Regions from separate parts of the Homo sapiens genome. Here region 1 is linked to region 2. The links are chromatin contacts, found by Hi-C or POLR2A ChIA-PET in ENCODE. All regions are on one chromosome and are shown on one strand. Each heading gives the region's core, a stretch centred on a gene start or an enhancer-like site at or near the end of the contact. The rest is flanking DNA. Distances are from core to core; before and after follow the strand shown.

Evidence for each region. A loop is a pair of places that touch in the nucleus more often than their neighbours do. ChIA-PET counts read pairs that join two places held with the same protein, here RNA polymerase II (POLR2A). Pooled maps may share reads with other maps.
Region 1: a loop to region 2 is called in a map with no recorded cell type, with 2.7 times the contacts of the local background. The contact joins the promoter of ELOA here to the enhancer-like site in region 2. A Hi-C loop is called at or near these places in 1 of 168 maps with a recorded cell type or tissue (OCI-LY7), 5 of 37 single-sample maps with no recorded cell type and 5 of 50 pooled maps. POLR2A ChIA-PET finds 5 or more read pairs at or near these places in 6 of 52 experiments (H1, OCI-LY7, activated CD4-positive, alpha-beta memory T cell and 2 more).

Annotation. Positions count from the first base shown.
Region 1 is chr1:23,740,743-23,746,035 of GRCh38, forward strand. It overlaps ELOA (elongin A), which reads left to right and starts at 2,729. Exons shown (of 11, transcript NM_003198.3): 1 at 2,729-2,836. The coding sequence starts at 2,762. RefSeq lists silencers at 2,531-2,760, 2,911-3,390.
Region 2 is chr1:23,648,565-23,653,403 of GRCh38, forward strand. No RefSeq gene overlaps it. Among named protein-coding and RNA genes, the nearest start is that of MDS2, 24 kb to the left of the region's middle. Within about 2 kb of position 2,592, at least 7 of the 41 ENCODE cell types and tissues checked have a DNase peak (open chromatin) inside an H3K27ac peak, as active enhancers do.

The DNA.
Region 1 (5,293 bases), core at 1,479-3,978, 92 kb after region 2:
TTAAATTTAATAATAATTATTTCAGTTTTCAAGAAACTTACTGAATCTCACCTATGTGCTAAATGTTGCTGATTGAAGATGGGTAAATAGCCTCTGACCTTAGGGATCTCATTCCTGTGTTGAACACTCGTGTGTAAACCAAGGGTTACAATGGTAATCCCCCAGTGAATACATACAGAGTACCAATTTTAGAAGTGGTTGAAAAGTTTTTTTAAAAAATCAGAGAATTACACATGTATAATTAGCTGCTCATCCTAGAAGTCATATATCCAGACCAGGCGTGGTGGCTCATGCCTGTAATCGCAGCACTTTGGGAGGCTGAGGCGGGTGGATCACTTGAGGTCAACAGTTCGAGACCAGCCTGGCCAATATGGTGAAACCCCGTCTCTACTAGAAATACAAAAATTAGCCGAGCGTAGTGGCGCATGCCTGTAGTCTCAGCTACTCGGGAGGCTGAGGCAGAAGAATTGCTTGAACCTGGGAGGCAGAGGTTGCAGTGAGCCCAGATCTCGCCATTGCACTCCAGCCTGGGTAACAGAGTGAGACTCTGTCTCAAAAAAAAAAAAAAAAAAAAGTCATATATCCAAATGTAAGAGTACTTTGCAGGTAAGCCTGACTCAGTCTGACATAGGGGTGGCTGTCTGGGAGCAGCACACCCACTCCAGGATCCCCCAGAAGCATTCGTTGTTTCTTTCTGTTTTTTTTTGGTTTTGTTTTTTCTGTTGCCCAGGCTGGAGCAGTGGTGCGATCATGGCTCACTGCAGTCTTGATCTCCTGGGCTCAAATGGTTCTCCTAACTCAGTCTCCCAAGTAGCTGGGACCACAGGCACGCACCACCATGCCTGGCTAATTTTAAAATTTTTGTATTTTTTGTAGAGGCTGGGTCTTACTACGTTACCCAGGCTGGTCTCAAACTCCTGGGCTCAAGCAGTCCTCCCGTCTTGACCCCCAAAGTGCTGGGATTACAGGCATGAGCCACTGTGCCCAACCTCATTGTTTCTTTTCATTTTGGTTATTGAGCTCTCTCTGGATAACATCTGCAGAATGTTTCATGTGTCCCGAGTATGTGCCAGGCCAATTACTCAGCAATTCTGCTTCAAGAATCAGTCTGTATTCCATTACACCAGTGGTACATTTTCAAAATGGAAGGAATATAAAATGTAAAAGTATTTGCTACGCAGAGGAGGGAGACACTACTGCTGGGACTAGAATCGAAGTTTTCTCACACCCAGTTCAATGCCTTTTCTACAACATCCCTCAGTTGAGCCTTAGGGTACCAAGTGGATGGTCATTAGTCTTGTATGGACTTTATATCCAATGCTGATTATAAGGTCTAGATGATGCTAGGTGGCAGAGATTCAAAGTTGGACAGGTCGGTTACTGTACTTGATAAATAAACAGCCCAGTGGCAAGACAGATAAATAAACTGACCATTTACACCCTGAAAAGGTGGTCAGTTGCTTAGGGAACTGGGGGAGGGGCGCCAAATGGAGGAGTAGGGACATGGTAGAGAGGGCTTTTCAGCATAGTGAGTGAATGAATGCTCATTTGAAGAAACAACTTGTGTTTAAGATGTTTTTCTTTCTTCCAGAGCTAGAATCTGGAAGAATCTCTGGGCTTTCCTGCTTTGAGGGAGAGATCAGGCTAGGTGCATTGCCAATTTGCTGCTGAAGATCTGATTAGGTTCTGCTTTGATGTGATCAAATGAGATGTAATCAGTGCTGGTACTTTAAGTGAGTTTGCAACTATTTAGTTGCTCTTTTTAGTAGTAGTATTAGTAATGGTAAAACTTAGTGCTTTTAGGATGAGAGTAGACGGCCTGAAGAATAATATCTTGGGCTCTTCTAATCAAGCCATACGGCTCATTGGCAAGTCATCAGAGGAAACATCTATCTATCTATACATTCATGCAATAAGTATTTATTTAGTGCCTATGTGCCAGACACTGTTTGTGGGGAAAACAAGACACATGGGCTATTATTGCCTCATGGAAGGAACTAAGCTGTTTGGATTTTGAAAAATCCCTTTCTCTGGGCCTCAATTCCTCGACCTGTTCAGAAATGTGCGCTCACAATGGTCCTAGACATCTTAGATTCAGGTTCCATTTTCAGTTCTTTCCTGTCCTGCGGCCATCTGCAAGTTAATTTGGTCTCCCTGAACCTCAGTTTCCTCATCTGTAAAATGAAGATCATACAACTCGTTTCATCAGGTTGTACTGAGGCTGGAAAAGATAGTCTAACTACTGACGCATCGTGTGCTCAGCCTAGGGTGGCTGCTACCGCGGGTGCCTGCGGACTCCTAGGACGGGCACCAGCCCGGGACCCCTGACAAGGTGTTGATTAGGGTGTGGCTAAGCCCCAGGCGGGAGAAAGCGTTGGCATTTATAAGGCCAGGGTCTGGCGCGGTGGCCTCATTCCGTCTTGAAGTAGACCCTGGAGAGGTCTTCCAGGCTTGGGCTCAGCACGCGAGCACAGGGAGCGGGGGTGCCGGCGGCGGAGGCGCGTACGGCCCGAGCAGCCCCCAGCCCCCAGCGCGCACACTTGGGCCAGGGGCGCGAGGAGTGCGCGGCCGCCGGGTGGGCGCTGGGGAGCGGGCCCTGGGGGCGGAGCCTGCAGCCCACCGCCCCCCACACACCCCAGCCGAGGCCCGGAAGGGGCCAGGCGCGCTTCCGTCTCCGCCGGGGATGCACGGAGGGCGGAGCTGCGGCCCGAGGACGCGACGCGAGCCCAGTTCCGGCGAGGAGGCCGCGCCAGTGACAGCGATGGCGGCGGAGTCGGCGCTCCAAGTTGTGGAGAAGCTGCAGGCGCGCCTGGCCGCGAACCCGGACCCTAAGAAGGTAAGCGAGGGGGCGGCGCGTAGCGGGATGGGCGTTGGGTCGGTGAGGGCCCCGTAACGGTCGCGGCCCGAGCGTGGCGGGGTTCGGGGGCTGGGACCCTGAGCCAGGCCCCGCGGGGCTGGGGTCGTGAAGTTCGCGGCCATTGACCGCTGCCCGCGCGTTGGGACCCCGTGCGTCGGGCGTCGGGACGCGGGGCCCCGGCCGCTCCCCCTCCCTCACGGGCCCGGGATGGGGGCGCGCCCGGTGCGGACACCGCGTGCCTAGCGCTTCCTCCCAGAGGCGCTCCGTGGCGTCCCGAGCCAGCTGTTTCCTGCGGGAGAGCGTGCCCGGGGCGGGAGGGCGCTGGCCGCCGCCTCGTTGGCCTCCCGGTGCCTGCGCTGGTGCCCGGCTCCCCGCGGAGCGGCGCGGACTCCCCAGCGGGTGCGTGTTCGCTGGGAGGAGAAGACGGGCGCCCGAACGCTGCGGAGCCTGGACTCGCGGTCTGGTCCGCGCCTCTCGGAGACGCGGTTACTACTCTCCGGCTGGATATCAGAGCGTGGACCTTTCGCTTTCTCAGTGAATCCCTTTCAAAACAGAATAAAGCCTCGCGTCACCTAAGCATACTCCTGAAAACTTAGGTTGGAATTGAAAAAGAGGCGGGGGCCCGGGGTTGGAAGTCGCAGCTAGGTTTCCTTTTGGCCATTAATAGGAAGGTAAGAGCTACCGTTTCTCGTTGTTCGAGTGATGGACAACCATTTTTAATTGTAGTTAACTAGTTTTTGTTGTTTATTGTACAAACTGAATATTAAGTTAAACGCGTTCTTGTACCTTTTCATCTTTCTGTCACTCACTTCTCTGGTCTCCAGGAGACAGTCTGGTGGTTGTCAGGATTTTTTTTTTTCTTTTTTTTTTTTGAGGCGAGTCTTGCTCTGGTCGCCCAGGCTGGAGTACAGTGGCGCGATCTCGGCTCACTGCAACCTCCGTCTCCCGGGTTCAGGCAATTGTCTGCCTCAGCCTCCCGAGTAGCTGGTATTGTAGGCGCCCGCCACCACGCCTGGCTAATTTTTGTATTTTTAGTAGAGACAGGGTTTCACCATCTTGGCCAGGCTGGTCTTGAACTCAGTTGTCAGGATTTTTTAAGTGGAAGTACAACGATGAAAAAGCACTTATGTGTTTGGCATTCTCCGTCATCATTCTGGCCGGGGCGGGCAGTTCTAGGAGTTGGAACTCAGTCCTGGTGGAAAAGGAAGTCGTGGAGGGAGGGCTAGGGCCGTGGGGGAACTGCTCTGCTGAGCCTCTTCCTCACCTGCTGCTTCCTAGGACTAACCTGAAAGGCTAAGGTACCAGGCTGAAAGTCAGTGCTCAGAAAACCAATCGTCATTCTTTGGGGTTTTTTTTCTTGAAGAGCCACTTTCTCTTTACCTTGTTCTAGCCTGTTGGAGGTAGGGTTTCTGCAATTCCAAAGGCCGTACACAGCCTCTCACCATCAGACCACTTTTTAAGGCTCTTCGTTCATACCTAGCTCGAAGATTCACTTCCTCAGGAAGCCATTTTAGTTACAAATCTGGGAAAACTTAAAATGCTTTCATTGTGCCATGTTTTCTGTTGCAGCTTCAGTACCGTACCTAGTGGTCAGGCATACTTACAAGTTTCTTTTTACAGTAACCCCTTGTGGACATCTAATAAATGGTCATTATTTTTTAGTACTAGTTTGTTTTCCTGAACACTGTAAGATCTGTGACTGACGTTTGATACCTTAAAGCAGTGCCATATAATAACTACCCACTATTTGTTCTTTATTTCTGTCAGATAAAAATGTTCTATGTAGTGTCTACAGTCATTTTTTTTTTAACTAGAATTTAGATTTGGAAGTAGTTTTTCTATTAGTTGATTTGCATGAAATACAAAATTAGGAAAAGGCTTATTCCACCTCAACCTAGTTGAACTATTAATGATTTTTTTTTTTTTTTGAGGATTTGGGCTCTTTCTAGATAGAAAATCACCCTGAACTTCTAGCTTTGCATTGTGAAGTGAGCATCATGAAGATGAGAAAATGTTGGGAGATCATTTTTGCAAAGGGCATAATAGTCGGCATTCAGATATGAGTTAACTGCAGAGGGAAAATTGCAAGCTGTCATGTTGGCCTTGTTCCTCTCAACCTTCTGGTAACCTAACAAGCTCCTACAGGTTGTATGTGAAATTGCAAGATGATTATATAGCCCTGTTGAATTTACAACCAGATCTTGCTTTCAAACCATTATTAGCCAAGGGTTTGATTCCACACCTGTGTTCATGGATTTTTTGGTACTAGACATTGCTGTAACTCTGTTTTCACTTTTTCATCTGTTATCTTGGCTCACTTAAGGGAGAAGGTATCAGCAGCCTAGGACCACTTGGTTTCTGTTTTTATGTTTCATAGTTCATGGCTGATAAAAATTACCTGTCCTTAGGCCGAGTGCAGTGCCTCACACCTGTAAT
Region 2 (4,839 bases), core at 1,342-3,841:
GAGAGTGCCTGTTTTCCTGCATCTTCATCAACAATGGTTTTTATAATTTTTCTATTGCTTGAAAACCTGGAAGATAAAAAGAAATGATGTACTGTTTTAATTTGCCTTTTATTTAGAGAAACAGTCTTGCTCTTGCTCTGTCGCCCAGGCTGGAGTACAGTGGTGAGATCACAGCTCACTGCACACCCAAGCAATTCTCCTGAGTAGCTGGGACTACAGGTGTGTGTCACCATGCTTCACTAATTTTTATTTTTATTTATGTATTTATTTTTGAGACAGAGTCTTGCTCTGTCACCCAGGCTGGAGTGCAGTGACGCCTCCCGGGTTGAAGCGATTCTCCTGCCTCAGCCTCCGAGTAGCGCACACCACCATACCTGGCTGATATATATATATTTTTTTGAGCTGGAGTCTCACTCTCTTGCCCAGGCTGCAGTGCAGTGGTACGATCTCAGCTCACTGCAACCTCTGCCTCCTGGGTTCACACCATTCTCCTGCCTCAGCCTCCTGAGTAGCTGGGACTACAGGCGCCCACCACCATGCCCAGCTAATTTTTTGTATTTTTAGTAGAGACGGATTTTCACCCTTTTAGCCAGAATGTTCTCGATCTCCTGACCTCGTGATCCGCCTGTCTCGGCCTCCCAAAGTGTTAGGATTACAGGTGTGAGCCAACGCTCCTGGCCCTAATTTTTGTATGTTTTGCTAGAGACGGCGTTTCACCATGTTGGCCAGGCTGTTCTCAAACTCCTGACTTCAGGTGATCCGCCCGCCTTGGCCTCCCAGAGTGCTGTGATTACAGGCATGAGCCACTGTGCCCAACCAATTTTTTTTTTTTTTTGAGATGGAGTTTTGCTCTTGTTGCCCAGGCTGGAGTGCAATGGTGCCATCTTGGCTCACCGTAACCTCTCGAGTTCAAACAACTCTCCTGCCTCAGCCTCCCAAGTAGCTGAGATTAAAGGCATGTGCCACCATGCCTGGCTAATTTTGTATATTTAGCAGAGATGGGGTTTCTCCATGTTGGTCAGGCTGGTCTTGAACTCCCGACCTCAGATGATCCACCCACCTTGGCCTCCCAAAGTGTTGGGATTACAGGCATGAGACATCGTGCCCAACCAATTAAAAAAAATTTTTTTTTTTGTAGAGACGGAGTCTCCCTATATTGCCCAGACTGGTCTCCAACTTCTGGTCTCAAGTGATCCTCTTGCCTCAGCCTCCCAAAGTGCTGGGATTAGAGGCATGAGCTACCCCAGCCAGTGGCCTCCTCTTATTGATTTGAAAGAGATTTTTTTTTTTTTTTGAGACAGTCTTGCTCTGTCGCCCAGGCTGGAGTACAGTGGCATGATCTCAGCTCACTGCAACCTCCGTCTCCCGGGTTCAAGCGATTCTCCTGCCTCAGCCTCCCAAGTAGCTGGGATTACAGGCGCCTACCACCAAGCCTTGCTTTTTTTTTTTTTTTTTTTAGTAGAGACAGGTTTCACCGTGTTGGCCAGGTTGGTCTCAAACTCCTGACCTCAGGTGATTCGCCTGCTTCGGCCTCCCAAAGTGCTGGGATTACAGGTGTGAGCCACCGCACCTGGCCGTAAGAGATTTTTGTATATTAAGTCGAGCAACTGCAAAGTAAGCTCTTGATTCCAGAAGCAATTTTGGTATTGCCTCTTCCCTTCCTCCATGGAGCTAGGAGAGGAATGATTTGTACTCTCAATCCAGAAAGGCTTTTTTATAGGAGAAATCTGGAGAAGATGGAAAACAAGAGATCTTGAAAGATTCCAAGTATTTTTTACTTCGGAGGATTTTCTTCTTGAACCTACCCTTCCCGCTTCAAACCGTGGAAAGACCACTGTGCTCCCCTGTGGCCAGAATGACCGGGTTGCGCCCTCATGGCAGGGTGGGGTCTTTCTGGCTTGCTGCACTCTCTGAGCCAAGTGGGTCCCCACCCAAGAAATCTCCTTGCTCAGGAGCTGTGCTGATGTCAGAAAGACCCAGCTGACTGTCCTCTCGCCAAGCCCTGGCTCAAGTTGTCTCTGCTGCTGGCCAGCTGTGTGTCCTTGCCCTGTCCTTTAACCTCTCTGTGCCTCAATTCCCTTGTCTCTGAAATGGAGAAAACATTGCCCACCTTTCAAGGGTTGTAGGGAAGATTAGACAAGGTCATGTGTCTAAGGCTCTGGATACAATGCCTGGCATGGTGTAGGTGCTCCAGAAACACTTGTCAAATCAGTAACAAATAGCTGTTTTCCTTTCGTTTGTTCTTGTTAGTTTTGCGTGCATGACGTGTGTGTGTGTGTGTGTGTCCTTTTTTACCTTGCACTTTTTTCCAACTGAAAACTTACTCAACTTTTCAGAAAAGTAATAAAGCAAACCCCTTCACTTTAACCTATGTGGGTTAGGAATCTTTGGTGACAAGAAACAGAAATAAGTTGGAACTCGTAGAAATAATAGAAAGTGGGGAGAATGTATTAAAAAACACAAGGGTGTCACAGATTCCAAGAGCCTAAACTGGGGATTCTTCTCACTACTAATCCCTGGAGGTCGGCTGTGTTTTCCTCTCTCCTCCTCTCTCTCACCCTCTCCTGTCTTCTCTCCAGACTGGCATTCTCCTCCACTCAGTCACGCACAGCCTCATGGCTGCAGCCACCTGCTTCTCCCAGGGACAGTCTCAGCTACCTGCAAAGACTCACTAACTGACCCTAAGTCCCTAAACCAGGTTCTGGTTAGGGAGATTCTGATTGGCTCACACTGGGCCAGGTCCAGTCAGATGTTGTCCCTTGAGAAACACATAGTGCGTCACAGCCCGAGGGCAAGTGAGTTCATCTGATCTCCTCTTGGTAGACAGGAAAAGTCTGGGCCAGCTGAGACACTCCAGAGGGACTGGGGTGGAGGTAGCTGGAAACTGAATTCAGAGCTCATGGAATTCACCCCAGAAGGTCAGAGCTTGAAGGAGACTCACATATTGCCTGATCCCACCTCTGCCCACAGTTCATAGAGAGAATGAGGCGCAGAGGTATGTGGTTTGTCCAAGACTGCCTGGCCAGTCAGTGATGGGGCTGGACAGAAACTCAGGTCCCCTAGCACCATGGCTCAGGCTTACATTTTCAGACAGTCAGATGATTTCTCCAAGAGCAGTGCTGTTCAATAGAACCTTCTGGTTTTGCCAGGTGCAGTGGCGCATGCCTGTAATCCTAGCTCTCAGGGAGGCAGAGGTGGGAGGATAGCTTGAGCCCAGGAGTTCGAGACCTGCCTGGGCAACATAGCGAGACCCTATTCTCCACAAAAAGGAAAAAAAAAAGACAAAAAAAAAGAACTTTCTATTTTTGTGGTAACAAAAATATTTTATATCCATATTGTTGAATATTGGTTACGAGCCACATGTGGCTCTTAGCACTTGAAATTTAGCTGTTGTGGCTGAGGAATCAATTTTTTTCTTTTTTTTTTTTTTGAAACGAAGTCTCATTCTGTCACCCAGGCTGGAGTGTAATGGCGCAATCTCGGCTCACTGCAACCTCTGCCTCCCGGGTTCAAGCGAGTCTCCTGCTTCAGCCTCCCAAGTAGCTGGAGCTACAGGTGTGTGCCACCACACCAGGCTAATTTTCTATTTTTAGTAGAGACGGGGTTTCACCATGATGGCCAGGCTGGTCTTGAACTCCTGACCTCAGGTGATCCGCCTGCCTCGGCCTCCCAAAGTGCTGAGATTTCAGGCATGAACCACCACACCTGGCCACCCCATTCTCTTAATGAGTAAACTGAGGCAGAAAGAGACCAGGTGGCTCACTCAACTAGCCAGCCTCCTAAGTCTGGGTTCTTCTGGTGAATCCCTGCAGAAGAGGGGAAGGTGGGAAGAAGAAACAGAGAGGGAGAGGGAGGAGGGGGAAGGGCCAGAGTGGGGACTGAGGATAATGACTGGGAGGAGAAGTCCGGGAGGACTGAAGGGAGGAGGGAAGAGAGCGTCTAACCTGGACAGGATTGTCCATCGGTCCACTATTTCCCCCAAAATGCGAGGCCCTGCCCTATTGGTCTTGGCTGTGATCTATGGGGGCTGTGACTGCATCATCTCAGTCATCTCGTTCTTTCTCATCATGACCTTGACCACACTCAACCAAGCAGGCTTCTTGGTGAACCTGAAGACATCTCTCCCAGGTGGGGCCTCTCCTTCCCCTCCTCTATTCTCCCTACCCTCTCCACCCTTCCCACCCTGGGCAAAGGCTTGGCTCTGACTGGAAATAGGAGGTCAGAAGTAGATAGCCCAAACAGAGGACAAAAATGGGACCCATGGGCTAAATCCAATCGCAAAAGGTCTGGATTTAGCCTGAATAATGCTTTCATGAAATTTGAGACACCATTAAAAAATTAGGTCTGACAGGCCAGACACAGTGGCTCACACCTGTAATCCCAGCACTTTGGGAGGCTGAGGCAGGTGGATCACGAGGTCAGGAGATCAAGACCATCCTGGCTAACACGGCGAAACCCCATCTCTACTAAAAATACAAAAAATTAGCCAGACATGGTGGCAGGTGCCTGTAGTCCCAGCTACTGCGGAGGCTGAGGCAGGAGAATGGTGTGAACCTGGGAGGCGGAGCTTGAAGTGAGCCGAGATCGCACCACTGCACTCCAGCCTGGGCGACAGAGCGAGACTCCAAAAAAAAAAAAAAAAAAAAAATTAGGTCTGACAACACTCGGGTAGGTTTATGCCCTTTATGTGGTCTCTTAGCCACCAAAGCCAATTAAAGGTAAAGTCAGTTACCTTTCATTCTGCCTTTCATCCTATTTGAGCAGTCATTTGTCTTCACAGTAAAGAAATATTTCAGTTGGCTGTGGTGGCTCACGCCTGTAATCCCAGCAGGTGGATCA